Regions from separate parts of the Homo sapiens genome. Here regions 2, 3, 4 and 5 are each linked to region 1. A link is a contact called in ENCODE Hi-C or POLR2A ChIA-PET data. All regions are on one chromosome and are shown on one strand. The core of a region is the stretch at or near the end of the contact, and the rest is flanking DNA. Distances in the headings are between cores, read along the strand shown.

What was found. Hi-C counts contacts between places; a loop is a spot of excess contacts on that map. ChIA-PET counts read pairs that join two places held with the same protein, here RNA polymerase II (POLR2A). Pooled maps may share reads with other maps.
Region 2: a map of B cell shows a loop between it and region 1 (18-fold over the local background). The contact joins the promoter of SNX6 here to the promoter of PNN in region 1. A Hi-C loop is called at or near these places in 1 of 168 maps with a recorded cell type or tissue (B cell) and 8 of 50 pooled maps. POLR2A ChIA-PET finds 5 or more read pairs at or near these places in 1 of 52 experiments (activated T-cell).
Region 3: a map of gastrocnemius medialis shows a loop between it and region 1 (6-fold over the local background). The contact joins the promoter of SRP54-AS1 here to the promoter of PNN in region 1. A Hi-C loop is called at or near these places in 1 of 168 maps with a recorded cell type or tissue (gastrocnemius medialis), 1 of 37 single-sample maps with no recorded cell type and 8 of 50 pooled maps.
Region 4: a loop to region 1 is called in a map of B cell, with 7 times the contacts of the local background. The contact joins the promoter of FAM177A1 here to the promoter of PNN in region 1. A Hi-C loop is called at or near these places in 1 of 168 maps with a recorded cell type or tissue (B cell) and 10 of 50 pooled maps. POLR2A ChIA-PET finds 5 or more read pairs at or near these places in 1 of 52 experiments (RWPE1).
Region 5: a loop to region 1 is called in a map of B cell, with 21 times the contacts of the local background. The contact joins the promoter of PRORP here to the promoter of PNN in region 1. A Hi-C loop is called at or near these places in 2 of 168 maps with a recorded cell type or tissue (B cell and CD8-positive, alpha-beta T cell) and 10 of 50 pooled maps.

The regions. Positions count from the first base shown.
Region 1 is chr14:39,173,900-39,176,702 of GRCh38, forward strand. It overlaps PNN (pinin, desmosome associated protein), which reads left to right and starts at 1,355. Exons shown (of 9, transcript NM_002687.4): 1 at 1,355-1,493; 2 at 2,179-2,250; 3 at 2,628-2,696. The coding sequence starts at 1,381. It overlaps PNN-AS1 (PNN antisense RNA 1), which reads right to left and starts at 1,981. Exons shown (of 2, transcript NR_186208.1): 1 at 1,880-1,981; 2 at 976-1,413. RefSeq lists enhancers at 743-882, 1,045-2,244, 1,363-1,572 and a silencer at 1,083-1,202.
Region 2 is chr14:34,628,748-34,631,550 of GRCh38, forward strand. SNX6 (sorting nexin 6) reads right to left here and starts at 1,401. Exons shown (of 14, transcript NM_152233.4): 1 at 1,364-1,401; 2 at 1,160-1,207. The coding sequence starts at 1,369. RefSeq lists a silencer at 1,155-1,504 and an enhancer at 1,675-1,724.
Region 3 is chr14:34,981,228-34,984,030 of GRCh38, forward strand. It overlaps SRP54-AS1 (SRP54 antisense RNA 1), which reads right to left and starts at 1,339. Exons shown (of 5, transcript NR_151701.1): 1 at 1,197-1,339. It overlaps SRP54 (signal recognition particle 54), which reads left to right and starts at 1,765. Exons shown (of 16, transcript NM_003136.4): 1 at 1,765-1,988. RefSeq lists a silencer at 1-30 and enhancers at 916-965, 1,084-1,785, 1,176-1,265, 1,446-1,945, 1,976-2,235.
Region 4 is chr14:35,044,719-35,047,521 of GRCh38, forward strand. FAM177A1 (family with sequence similarity 177 member A1) reads left to right here and starts at 1,554. Exons shown (of 5, transcript NM_173607.5): 1 at 1,554-1,910. The coding sequence starts at 1,746. RefSeq lists enhancers at 1,074-1,273, 1,994-2,263, 2,364-2,423 and a silencer at 1,394-1,743.
Region 5 is chr14:35,121,078-35,123,880 of GRCh38, forward strand. PRORP (protein only RNase P catalytic subunit) reads left to right here and starts at 1,475. Exons shown (of 8, transcript NM_014672.4): 1 at 1,475-1,558; 2 at 1,875-2,803. The coding sequence starts at 2,169. It overlaps PPP2R3C (protein phosphatase 2 regulatory subunit B''gamma), which reads right to left and starts at 913. Exons shown (of 13, transcript NM_017917.4): 1 at 825-913. The coding sequence starts at 882. It overlaps PRORP-PSMA6 (PRORP-PSMA6 readthrough), which reads left to right and starts at 762. Exons shown (of 15, transcript NR_182666.1): 1 at 762-975; 2 at 1,875-2,803. RefSeq lists enhancers at 117-1,316, 536-1,455, 699-828, 1,369-1,448, 1,456-2,375 and 1 more.

The sequences.
Region 1 (2,803 bases), core at 105-2,604:
CTCAAGTGATCCACCTGCCTCAGCCTCCCTAAGTGCTGGGATTACGGGCGTGAGCCACTGTGCCTGGCCTGTGAAAAAATGTTTTCTGAGCTTCAATTTGTATATATATTTATAGAACAAAACTAGTTCCTACATTGGCAGTGCAGGTAGGGCAGAACCAGAAGCGGGACAACACACACAGACACCACTAACAACAGGGCCGCTCCCTTAGGTCTGGTCTTAACCAGCTCTAGGCCAGGTGAAGAGGCTAACTCAACCATGACTGCGTGTCTGTCTCGCCATTGCTTTCTTTTCTCTAGTATAGATGCTCAGCGTCTAATCAGAGACTGATTCTCAACTGGCGTGACCAAAGGACAGTTATATTATCTCCAGTCTCAATTTCCTTATCAGTAATAACAGGCATTTTATCCACACTTTCAGTTTGTGAGAAATAAGGCATGTAGACGGTTTCACAGAGGGTCGGGAACAAGATCAACCCCTAACAAACGTTAGCCATTATGACTAATGACTTTTACTAGTTTTCATTTTTGTCTTCCCTCTTCTCACTTTAACCTAATCAGGCTGGGCGTGGTGGCTCACGCCTGTAATCCCAGCACCCTGGGAGGTCGAGGCAGGCGAATCACCTGAGGTCAGGAGTTCGAGACCAGCCTGCCCAACATGGTGGAATCCGGTCTCTAATAATACAAAAATTAGCCAGGCGTGTTGGCGCGCGCCTGTAGTCCCAGGTACTCAGGAGGCTGAGGCAGGAGAATCGCTTGAACCCGGGAGGAGGAGGTTGCAGTGAGCCGAGATGGTGCCACTGCACTCCAGCCTGGACGACAGAGCGAGACTCCGTGTGAAAAAAAAAAAATTAACCTAATAGAGGAAAGCACGCGCCCACCCCCTCTCTGAGCATGCGCACCAACAGAATAGCCGCGCCCTTTCCTAATTAAATCATTAACCAAGGTGAGGGTAAGGAAGAAAAGGAGGCTTGGCTAAGTCCCACTCTGATGTGATCACGTTAAAACGGTGTAAGGCACATTACATCATAGGTTAAAAGGCCTAGAAAACTCCGCGCTCCCCTTGCCAGAACTGCAGACTCGCGAGCCTAAGTCTCCGAGAACTCAGGGATTGTGAAACCCGCCCCGACTCTGCGCTAGCAGCGGGATCCAGGCACCCGCAGCTAACTGGGGAGGGAGATGACTGCCTGGCTGACTTTTCATTGGCTCAGAGTCACAAAGGCTGCAGGTTCTTCCCCCTTCCGGTCGCTGAGTGGTTGAGGCCGGAAGACAACGCTCATCGTCATTGGCTGAGCCCGGCTGTCAGTCCTTTCGCGCCTCGGCGGCGCGGCATAGCCCGGCTCGGCCTGTAAAGCAGTCTCAAGCCTGCCGCAGGGAGAAGATGGCGGTCGCCGTGAGAACTTTGCAGGAACAGCTGGAAAAGGCCAAAGAGAGTCTTAAGAACGTGGATGAGAACATTCGCAAGCTCACCGGGCGGGATCCGAATGACGTGAGGTAAGGGCCTAACGGGAACTCGGAACTCGGAGCTCGGAGAGGCAGCCCTCAGGTCGGGGTGAATTGGGGGCGGGGAGGGCGGCCAGCCTTAAGAAGACTGGAACCTCGAGGCCTGTTCGCGGGGCGGCGGGTAAAACCCTGTTGTCGCCGAGGTGGAGAGGCCCCAGGTCCCCTCCGTAGAGCGCTGGTCTCAGGTCCCTGAGGAAGGAGAGCGAGGCCTGGGTGCGCCGGCATGCTTTCTTGGCCTGTGAGAAGACCCGGACTGCTGATTCCCGCTCTCGGCCCTGCAGGCCCGGAACTGCAGCACAAAGCCCCTTCCCGCTCCGGCGGACACCCGGCCCGTTGCTGGCCCCGAGACCCTGCCGGGACGCAACAAGCCGCCTTACCCCAGCTTCCTGTCCACGTGCAGCCTCCTCGGGGATGGCGGGATGGGGACCTGATCCAGGCTTGTTAATGTGTGGGGGCATCGAGGTGAATATAATTTCTGTGACACAGGTCCTGGAGAAACGAGGAAGTTAAATGAAATAGTACTTCCTGTCCTGTTTCAGACATTTAGATTTATTTGAAACTATCTTTTTGGAACTTTTGTGATTTTTTCTCCTTATGATCCACATCTCTGAAAGTATTTGGGTGCGACTGTGTGTGTCTACATATGATTTTGCACTGATTTGTAAATCTTTTACAGGCCCATCCAAGCCAGATTGCTGGCCCTTTCTGGTCCTGGTGGAGGTAGAGGACGTGGTAGTTTATTACTGAGGTAAGATTTCCTTTGGACTTTACTCATGCTGAAACTACTGGTACTTTACTAAATATGTTGGTTTGAACAAAACCTGTGATAAAATCAATAACCCAGTGTTTGTCGTCTTTGTTTTGTTTAATGTTGTAATAGACTAGATTTCTGTATAAATATAGTTATCCTGAAAAACTGGAGGTTGAAGAATATATTAAGTTTACCAATTTTGAGTGAACTTAATTCTTATAAAGTAACACTATAAAAGCATTTTGGAATGAATGCCCGTTTAAGGCTACTTTAGTTGGAAAGATTTTTGAAAGTTTAACCATATTCTCTTGTCAAATGGAAATACCATTTATCTTGTATTTCAAGTGTTTTATGTTGAACATTTTAAATTTCAGGCGTGGATTCTCAGATAGTGGAGGAGGACCCCCAGCCAAACAGAGAGACCTTGAAGGGGCAGTCAGTAGGTAGGTTTAAAAAAAGATTCCTGAAGGCTTCTTTAGTTTCTGAGGTACCACACAAATATAAATGTTTATTAACAATAATTCTGTTTCAGCAATATTAAAATTGAGTG
Region 2 (2,803 bases), core at 151-2,650, 4.5 Mb before region 1:
CTAACAGATGTCTCTCTCACATTAAAACGGATAAGAAAAAGCAAAAGGGAAAACTGAAGTGCAGGCTGTGAAATGTGAAGGAACCATGGAACCTTGCTGAATGGTAATTATCATATATCAACATTTTCCAAGTGCTCACTTGTACAAGGGACTATAAAGATTACCACCCTTCAGCCAAGGAAAAAGGGGGTGGAGAGTGGGGTGGGAGGGAGGAATCAGAGCCCGGAAGGCTCTTTCTGAAGTAGAATGCAACTAACCTCAGAACACCAAGGGCAGAATGGAGGTTATCAAAGGCCTGGCGGAGTGTGTATGTGGGGGGTGAGTGGGTGGAGCGTCGATGTTGGTCAAAGGGTACATACTTGAAATTTGCTTAGATCTCAAATGTTCTCACACAAAAAAAAATGGTAACTAGGTGAGGTGATGGATATGTCAGGTTGATTTTGGTACTCATTTCACAATGTATTCGTGTATTAAAATATAATGTATACCTTAAGTATATACAATTATCAACAGTATTTGTCAATATACCTCAAAGAAGCTAAGGGGGAATAAAACACCAAGGAAATCCTGCCAAAGACAGGATTTGTTGGATATTAGAAAAAGTAAAGATACCATGGGCTACCTGCACTTTGCATAATCTAGTAGGGCACTGGACAGGAGTTGATTCGGCTACTATAAAAATCCTTGCAAAATGGTAATGTAGACTACACCTGTACTATTTGAGAGAGACAGAAGGGTGGGCGGGAGCAAGTTCGAGATGTCCACACCGGGTGAAAATTGAGGGTGCCGCTGGGAAGGTCCGAGAATGGGTTTTCATGGCCCCAAAGTGTCGAGGGAGGGTGGGGGCGTTCCATCTCCCGCCTCCATTTCCACTTCGCCACCTGCACCCCGCCCCGCGTGGGAGTGGAGGTCCACCAGAAGGCCCGAACAGCGGCGGGGGACAAGAAAGCGGCCGCGGGTCCCCGGGAATCGGAGCCGAGCGGCCCCTAGGGAGGAAGGGCTGCGGGAGGGTGGGGCGCGGTGCAGCGAGGAAACCGAAAGGAGGACTACGGGGAGGGAGTGCCGCGCGGCTGGGGACCCATCCCCGTACCACACCCGGGGACCCAGGATGGGGAAGGAGGGTCCAGGGTCCCGCGAGCGAAAGGAAGGCAGAACTTACTCCGCGGTCCTCTTCTGAGAGGAAGTCCGGGCCGTCGTCCAGGCCTTCCTGTGGGGTCGGCGGGCACGGCGCGCCGGGGAAAAGGATGAGATGGGGGAGACACAAAGGGAGACATTAGTGACAGGCTGGCGCGGTCCCCGCGCCCGCCCCGCGCCCGCTGCCCCCACCGCGCTCCCGGGACTCGGCGCCGCGGAGAACACCCACCATCATGGCTGCTCCGAGGCGAGGGCCGGCGCAGGCGCGCATCTCCCTGCTGCCGGAGGGAGCCGGCGGCCAGGAGCGGGGCGGGGCGGGGCGGAGGCGAAGGGGCGGGGCCTAAGGACGGCCCGCCCCGTCCCCGGCGCTGGTCGCTCGAGTCCGTGAGCGAGGAAGGTTAACAGGGCCTTCTGCCCAAGGTCAAGGCACCGAAGTCGGGAGAGCCTGAAGACCCAGACCTCATGGCTGGGGGCACCTCGCAGCTGGCGGGCTCTGACCAGGGAAGGGCCAAAGGCCACCCAGGGAGCTCTCCAGTTCCCCTGCCCCGAGGGCTCCAGCGAAAAACGATGCAGGCGCCCTCCGGAAGCCATAATACATCATCTGGTCTTTGTATTATGCCACACGATAATTAATCACAATTAATATCATTTTGCCTATGGAAGTTGCTGGAAACAAGGACCTTCACACAGTCGGTAATCAGGGACTATAATCAAGCTTTTACCGCTGGCGAGGTAATAACTACCTCAGAGTTTGGGGCACTAATGGTTGCGAACTATAAAAATGAGCTGTTTTCATTACAAAAATATTCCTTTCCTTTGTTAGAAGAAATTTCCCCACACCTACTCTAACTGTCCAGGTGGTTAGCATCACACGGGATCCACAGGCATTTCAAATAACGGGAGAAAATCATACTTAATCCTAGAATCTACACGTTCCTGAGCTTGCATTCAGTTAAGGAAAGGCATCTTCAGATGTTCAGACCAGAAACCCTTAACCCATTGAAATCCGTACTCTAGGGGCCGGGCGCTGTGGCTCACGTCTCTAATTCCAGCACTTTGGGAGGCCAAGGCGGGCGGATCACCTGAGGTCAGGAGTTTGAGACCATCCTGGCTAACATGGTGAAACCCCGTCTCTACTAAAAATACAAAAATTAGCCGGGCGTGGTGGCGCGTGCCTGTAATCTCAGCTACTTGGGAGGCTGAAGCAAAAGAATCGCTTGAACCTGGAAGGCAGAGGTTGCAGTGAGCCGAGATTGCACCACTGCACTCCAGCCTGGGCAACAGAGCAAGACTCTGTCTCAAAAAAAGAAAGAAATAAATCCTTATCTCCCTTACTCCTCATATCCAACCAAATCCTATGGCTTCTACAATTGATTGTCCTTCATACCTCTTTTTTTTTTTTTTTTGAGACAGAGTCTCGCTCTGTCGCCCAGGCTGGAGTGCAGTGGTGCGATCTCGGCTCACTGTAAGCTCCACCTCCAGGGTTCACGCCATTCTCCTGCCTCAGCCTCCCGAGTAGCTGGGACTACAGGTGTGTGCCACCACACCCGGCTAATTTTTTTGTATTTTTAGTAGGACAGGATTTCACCATGTTAGCCAGGAAGGTCTTGATCTCCTGACCTCATGATCCGCCCGCCTCGACCTCCCAAAGTGCTGGGATTACAGGTGT
Region 3 (2,803 bases), core at 89-2,588, 4.2 Mb before region 1:
CTCGCATACAGGCATAGGATAGTTTGCTATAGTTAACAAACATAAGAATATCCTATTTTCTTGAGCTTTCATCAGGCTTTACTTTGCCAGAATACATCTATCCCATTTTTCAGTAACTAGATCTAGCTACCACATTTCCTCAGTTTTAACGTGTGTGTTTAAAGAGACAGGGTCTTGCGTCGCTCAGGCTGGAGTGAAGCAGCGGGATCAAAGCTCACTGCAGCCTTTTTCTGTCTATAAATCTTCAACACTTGGCTGCGCTGCAATCTCTCTGAGCCTGCCCGATTCGTGAATCATTCTTTGCTCAAAATGTTAAATTTAACTTGGCTAAGGTTTTTCGTTTAACACTTCCTACTAACGCTACAGCCTAAAACCTCTCCTGCAAAATGCTTTTTCAGGTGGCAACGTACCAATTCTAACAAGTTTGTGGGAGTAATGGGGAGGAGGGCTAACCCTCTATTTTCTTTCAGAAAAAGGGTTAGGCACAAGGAGCTCTAAAGGCTTGTCCGAAGTCTGCTGAAAACTCACAAACCACTCAGAACCAGGTTTCCCACACCCAATTAATTCCAAGTGGTACTGTATCCGATTACCCCCATTTTCCAAGAGATAGTTTATTTTTTCCCCTCTTTTCCCCTCCCCACTACACTTTCCACTTAGCCCTTTTTGAACTGCAAAATAACCTCTCAACTCCCCTCACCAGACCATTCTCTACAGAGCAAATTCATCTACGAGATCCAAGACGCAACTCCCACCGCCAGGCGGTCGCCTCAGAAGGGTAAGCAGAAAGCATGCCCACTTGGCCACTTTTACAACTTATTTCTGCTCAGAAATGCACCAACTCAACTACCCGGTAGATAAGGCACCAGCTAGCAGAGACCTCTTGCTCATTTCCTCTTGTACCTTATAAAATGCCCGCTTTTTTGCTCCAAAGACGAAGCGGGCTGGCTTCAGAAATAAAATCCCTCTTCTTGTATACTAGGGCTCGCTCTTGTTAATTGGTGTCTACGTGTGGCGAGCAACTAACTCTCTTTTCCGTTAGAGCACTCAAAGCCCTGGTCAATCTACCCCCCAAGACAGCAGAGACCAGCACAACGATCCCAAGGAAGGCTGTTGGCTTCACCCCGCTTAAGTCCTCAAAGTCAGCGCCTGCAGCATATCCTTGCCCCCACCACCTGCCTCTAGCTCTGGTCACTTACACTTACGGTTAGTTCGCATCCACTGTAACAGCGCCTGGCGGTCGGCAGGAGCCACAGTGCGAAGCGGCCGCAGCATCACTGCCTGCCTCGCAGTGGGAAATTTTACCTTGCTGGAGCAAGCCGCGCAGGCACTGGCTGGCATTGCGCATGCGCAAGCAGAGACCGCCCCACCCTCCGCGGAACAAGCCTCCGGTCTGCAAAGCCCTAAGCCCCGCCCCTCTACGGAGGTCTCACGTGCGCCTGGGGATCCCTGCCTTCAGTCACACCTCTATCTCTCATCTTTCCGCTCTTAGCTGGGAGTGCTCCGCCTAGTCACTTTTCTTAAGGTGGCTCGTCGAGGCCTGACTTCTTCCCCGAAATCACGTCCCTAGACAGCCTCCTATTTTACCACTAACTTTACTCCTGCAGTTATTCAGCGGTAGGAAACTGAAACCAAAAACCAGTGTAAGCAAGTAAACATCTAAACTGTTTCAGGAGCCGCGTAGAAGGAACGCGGCGGTGTGCCCCGGAAGCGGAAGTAGATTCTCCTATAGAAAGGCTGGACTACGCGGAGTGGTGACGTTTCCTCATTGGGCGGAAGGTTCGCTGGCACTCCGTTGGTCTTCCAGCTGGTGGGAGTTGACGACGTGGTGCTGGGCGTTGGGACCCTACTTTATCTAGTTCGGGAAGTTGGGTTGTGGGGTCATACCTGTCTGTCTGCTCCCAGCTTTCTTGGGTTTCTTCCGACGGCGTGGGGCCTCGCTAAGGAATTCCCGGCCCCTCAGGGCCACGGCTTTAGCGGTGTCTTTTGCGGTAAGTGTCTGCTTTTTCCCGCCCCAGACTACGGAGGGGGAGCGAGGGGCAGCCCCAGCGCTGCTCAGGAGGCGAGAGACTCCGGGGGAAGTCGGCCTCCGTGGCCACCGGCCATCGTTACCGAGACTGAGTTTCTGTGGCTCTTTATCTCGTCTTCCATGAGAAGTTTTATTAAAGATGCGCTGTGCCCCTTTTGAGTTGTCTTCCGATTTACCTGAGCCAAATAAGATGTAGGCAGTTGCAGGCCTGAGTCTTCGTTTTGCTTTCCTGAGCAAGAATTTAGATGAAGCTACTTCCCCGAAAATCCTTTTACTTGTACGAGACTTTTATTTTTCCTATGTGTTTGTAGTGCTTAACACAATGTCCTGCGTGTAGTAGACGTTCAATAAACGAATATGGAATATCAGTTGAATGCCAATGATGATTTAAGATAGACTGATAGCTCTCTCTGTACCATTTGACGCTGCTGACCATCCATTTCTTGAAACTTTCCCCTGCTGCCTTTCTTCATGCTATCCTCACCTGATTCTTTCACATGCTTAATTTAACAAAATATATACTTGTTCTTGGCTACAAGGATACAGAAATGAATAACACTAACTCTGCCATTGAGAAGCTAACGCACATAAATACACATTATATCAAGATGGGTAATGAGAAACACTAGTTGCATATAAAGAGCTGTAGAAAGCTGTGGGAGAGCTAAAGTGCTCCTTAGGTGCTTTGTGACCCTGAGCCAGTTTCTATTCCAATCTAGCCTCAATTTCCTCATCTACTTAATAGGCTTGTTTTGAGGAAGAAAGGAGATTAGGTAA
Region 4 (2,803 bases), core at 304-2,803, 4.1 Mb before region 1:
TCTACTAACAATACAAAAATTAGCCGGGCGTGGTAGTGCACAACTGTAATCCCAGCTACTTGGCAGGCTGAGGTGGGGGAATCGCTTGAACCCGGGAGGCGGATGTTGCAGTGCGCCAAGATTGCGCCATTGCACTCCAGCGTGGGTGAGACCCCATCTCAAAAAAAAAAAAAAAGAAAAAAAAGAAAAAGAAAATTGTAATTTGATATTTAATTGCCACTTTGGAAAATAAAATCATGCATTTATAAATATCCCACAAAGTTTTAGTAATAAAGATTGTTGATTGCCCTGCTTGCCAGTAAGAAGGAAGAGATTTTGAATACATATAATGCAGAACTGTGTTGTTTATGAATGCCAATTCATGAAGTCTTAACAATTGGTTCTTTATTTTTGTTTTCAATTTATGGCCGAGTTTGGTTTTGCTGTTTTGGACTGTCTCAACTCCCTGCTGATGCCACCATACAGAGTCAGATCAGGTACTAACTTGTTTACTTCAGCAGCAACCTAACTTGATTTTATTACCAGGATAGAGAGCAATATGGATTTCCAACTAGTTTTTAAGGCGTAGATGGTTTTCAAATGATTATTTGTTTTTTAAAGTTTTTGGTTTTGTTTTTAGGTTCCAGTTATACATAGAATAGGAAGTGTACAATAACATTAGGCAGAGGGTAAGGAGAAGAACTTTGGCACAGAAGAGAAAGGAATATTTAATATTTGGGCCTGCTGTTGCTATGATGAAAAACATTTACAAGGTCATACAACTTTAGGGAGCATTTCTGAATTGAGACTAGTATGAAAATGGAATTTAAAGTATCAAATGAAGCCTCCCATAGCCAAAATAATGTATGTTTTGGTTTTGCCCCCTACATATTTGTGAAAACTTTCATGCTAAAACAACAATATACCATTTACCTGCAGAACCTCAGACTTGTTTGATGTTGAAGTCATGCAGTAATTGCATGATTTTTTACTTTCGTTGAACATTGCGAAAGACGGAAAAAATCTGGGACGCCCCCTCTAACATACGCACACGACTTTAAGACACAGATAAAACATTCCTTACATTTGTCAAGATGGAAGCTTACTACTGCCCTTTGCTCTCCTTCAGGTCTTTTCACTTAACACTTTCTACAGTTATACTTAAGTATTTCAGACAAGAGTAAGCAAATATCACGCCTGGGGTTCTTCTTTCGAGGGTATTTTGGCTGGACTGTCACCCACGTTTGGAATGGAAAGTGCAGCACGAGCCGTACATTTTACATTTTTCAGCAACCACATCCCATCACTAGCCTTTGAAGTACAACGACACAGCTGTCTTCATTTTACAAGTGCAAAAACCGAGGTCCTGCGGGGTGACTGCCCCAGACGCCGCTGGTGACGGGCTGCGCCGAGGTCGAGACGCCAGGCTTCAGGTACACGTACCAGAAATGACGTCACAGGCGGTGCCAGGCGGGGATCCACGAGCTCTGGATGCTTGCTTGGCCGGAAGCGACGCCCCGCAAGGACCCGCCCCGCCCCGCCCCGCCCCGCGCGAGCCGGTAGTTGCGCCTCCCAGACTGCAGTTGGCCAGCTCTCGGGGTGCGGAGCCCGGCGGGCTAGGCGAGGCGCGGGCTGGCCCCGCCCCTCAGGCCGGCGAGTCCCCTTCTCAGAGACTTGGCTAGGCGCGGCGCGAGGCGGGCGCTGGGCGGGTGAGTCCCACTTCCCGACAGCCTGGCTCGGCCAGCGACTGGGCGGGGAGACCAAGGATGGAAGTGGGCTTACCGGCCATTACCCTCTTTCTCACCAGCGCCAGCAGCCCTGTGGTGGCGACGACGATGGACCAGGAGCCAGTGGGCGGTGTGGAACGAGGAGAAGCCGTCGCAGCCTCGGGAGCTGCGGCCGCCGCGGCATTCGGGGAATCTGCAGGGCAGGTAGGTGGGGCCGCCGAGGCTGACGTCCGGGGAGCCGAGCCGCCTCCTTGCCTTCTCCGCGGGCCGCTCTTTTAGCCTGCGCGGCCGTCCTCCGAGCAGGCCGCCCCAGCTTTGGAGTTCCTCCTCACTGCACCCCTGTTTCTGCTCACTGAGACCAGCTTGTGGGAAGGAGCGCCCCCCGCCTCACTCACCAACCCCTTGGCTGGCAGCACAGCAGACTCTGGGGCGGCCTCGGGTTCCTGGGGTGATAGTCCAGCTTCTGGTCTACCAGAGGAAGAAGAAAGGCGTGTCCCCCAAAGGCTGTCCTTGCAGTAGCTGGAAGCCAGGTGAGGGCGGCTTCAACCACTTCTCAGTCTCTTCTGGTGCGAGCGCCTGCCTGGGCATCTGCCCTTTGCTTGGCATATGCCAAACGTTTACCAGCTTTAATTCACTGGATCCTTACAGTAACCGCTCGAGGTGGGTGTTAGCCCCATTTCACCGCCGAGGCAACTAAGGCTCCGAGCTGCGCTGTCCAACATAAATAGAATGCAAGCTGCATTGAAAATTGTAATTTAAAATTTTCCAGTAGGCACGTTTTAAAAAAGTGAAACCGATATTAATTTTAATAGCATATCTTATTTAACCTAATTTATCAAAACAATTTCAACCTAAAATTACTATGAAAGTTATTAATGAAGTATTTGCATTCTCTTTTGGAGTCTTTTCTAAGTCTTTTAAATCCTGGGTGCATTTTACACGCATAGCATATCGCAGTTCTGGCTGACCACATTTCAAGTGCGCATTAGCCACATGTGGCTAGTGGTTACTGTATTGGACAGCGCTGGTTTAGAGAGTTAACGTTTCTTGCAACTTTTCAGTATTAGACAAAAAGACACTTTGGGAGGCCAAGGCGG
Region 5 (2,803 bases), core at 225-2,724, 4.1 Mb before region 1:
ATTAAAAGTGAGATAACTCGGCGGGGCGCGGTGACTCACGTCTGTAATTCCAGCACTTTGGGAGGCCGAGGTGGGCGAATCACAAGGTCAGGAGTTTGAGACCAGCCTGGCCAATATGGCGAAACCCCGTCTCTACTAGAAATACAAAAATTAACCGGCCGTGGTTGCGCGCGCTTATAGTTCCAGCTACTCCAGAGGCTGAGGCAGAAGAACCGCTTGAACCCGGGAGGCAGAGGTTGCAGTGAGCGGAGATGCTGCCACTGCACTCCAGCCAGCCTGGGCGACAGAGCAAGAGACTCCGTCTCAAAAAAAAAAGTGAGACAACTCACCAAGGTTCTGTTTTTCTCCAGCCACTTTCAACAGCCCTTAGTGCGGGTGTGGAATAGGAAAGGTAGATTTAACGAGGTTAGTTAATAAGCAATGTGAAGGAGAAAAATAAAAGGAAAAATGGATTATGAAATATAAAATGGATTACGAGGGAAGCAAAAAGCGTGACAGTAAAAAGGCAGGAGGACAATTATAGGTCCTGGTGGGGTTCAGGCGTTGTTGGAGCCGGGGTTCCAAGTTATTCTTCACAAGTTTAGATTAAGACCATGGAAGTCAGTGACTAAAGCTAAGTTTTTCGTTCCTCTAGATTCTGCCCCAGGAAAGTTTGGGTCAAACCTATCGGGATCCTTAAACCACATTCCACTCCGCCTCCTTTGTCGGGAGGTTTCACAGAAGCGGAAAAGGCGGCTCCCCCTTGCTCCTCCTCCCCACCTCCCCCCTACCTCTAGGAGTTTAGGGCCGGGCCATCCCAACGGGCTGCCCCTCCCAAAACTCACTGTTTGGACAGGTGTTGGGCGTCGCTAGGCGCCGACGAAGAACTTCTTTCCAGTCCATGGCCGACTTCCGCGCAGCAGCTTCTGCATTTGCTGTTTCCTACCTGCTCCACCCCTACCAGCTCAGGCGTCAGCACCGCCAGGCCCCGTAAAGGTTAGGAAGGCCGTCCAACCACCATCTTGATCGAGGGCGGAAGTCTTGGCTAAAGAGGCAAAAACAATTACTGTCACTGCCGCGGAGAATACCGCTACCACGCTGACTGGGGGAAAAAACTATGAAAGAGATGGAAAATGGTTCTCCTTCAGAGGCGACCCAAGCTCACCAAGCCGGATTTTAAAGGCCACGATAAGCCCGCGTTTTCCTTTATCGTGTGCCTTTGGCGCGTGCGCACCACGTGACCCAGGAGTTCATTAGTTCCGGCTTGAGGGAAGCGCCTTCTTTCACAATTTCTTTTCATTGTTCATTGCGGATATCTGGAAGCCTTCCAGGTCCCCTGAATGTAGTAGACACTTCAGCAGCCGTCTCCTACCCCTTTTGCCACTAAATGCTTCAAAACTGCCTTTTTTCCTCGCCGCCGGGCCAGGCGGAACGCCTAAGTCCGGGTCAGTCTCGTCCGTCGGTCGGGGCTGGCGCGGTGCATCGTGGGCACTGTAGTTTCCGCCGCGTTTATGGCCGCGTTAAGTCTGAGTGCCGCTTTGAGTTGTTGAATGAAGTGAACTTCATTTGTCAGCGTTCGGTACGCAGTCTAGGCAGCGCCCTTCCTGTACCTCTCTTCCTTTCCTGAGTCGTTGGCGCAGCTGACTCGCCACCTCCTCCCTCCTCGTCCCCCCACCGGAGGAGTTTTGCGGTCTGTAGAGAGCTATGCAGGGTGAGGGCCCCTAGACTTCGGCTTTCGCCGCTGTTGGTGGTAGGCTGGAGTTGGGGGTCCCTGGATACGGTTTTGGCTTTACACCCCCTTTCCAGCAAGCTTCCCGTGGGAATCTGTTCCTTTTCAGGACAGCTGTGATCCACGTGAGTAAAACTGGGCGTTCCGTCTTGTGCTTTTTCCTCAGGTTCATGAACTGGAATGTAAGAGGCACCAGAGGATTCCTGCTCTGTCCCCTGGTTTGCGGCTTGCGACGTTGGACATCCCCGGATTGTTGTTTAATAGAGAAAACTCACCTGCCTTCTTGCTTTTAAGTAGCCCCAAAAGCAGAACCTTGATTTGTCTGTAAGGAAGAAACACAAACCTTTTAAAAAGTTCCACTTCGACTCTGCACCGCCGACCCCCAATCTCTTTAATTTTGCCATAGAAGAGGGGTTTTTTCAACATCTCTCTCACTATCTGGTGCTGATCTCACTGCATAATGACTTTCTATTTGTTTGGTATTCGAAGCTTTCCGAAGCTTTGGAAGAGCCCATACCTTGGGCTAGGCCCAGGGCACTCTTATGTCTCGCTGTTTCTGGCAGACCGCTGTGGCATCAGGAACCAGCAGAGGTTGTTTTCTCTTAAAACAATGTCTCCACAGAATACCAAAGCAACGAATCTGATTGCCAAGGCCAGATATCTCAGGAAAGATGAGGGCAGTAATAAGCAAGTTTATTCTGTTCCTCATTTTTTTTTAGCTGGAGCAGCTAAGGAGAGATCACAGATGAATTCTCAAACTGAAGATCATGCCTTGGCACCTGTGAGGAACACTATTCAACTCCCAACACAACCTTTGAATTCAGAGGAGTGGGATAAACTTAAGGAAGATTTAAAAGAAAACACCGGAAAGACCAGTTTCGAAAGTTGGATCATTTCACAGATGGCTGGCTGTCATAGCTCTATAGATGTGGCTAAATCTCTGCTGGCATGGGTAGCAGCCAAAAATAATGGTATTGTAAGTTACGATTTACTGGTCAAGTATTTGTATCTCTGTGTCTTTCATATGCAGACATCTGAAGTTATTGATGTCTTTGAAATTATGAAAGCCAGATATAAGACTTTAGAACCTAGAGG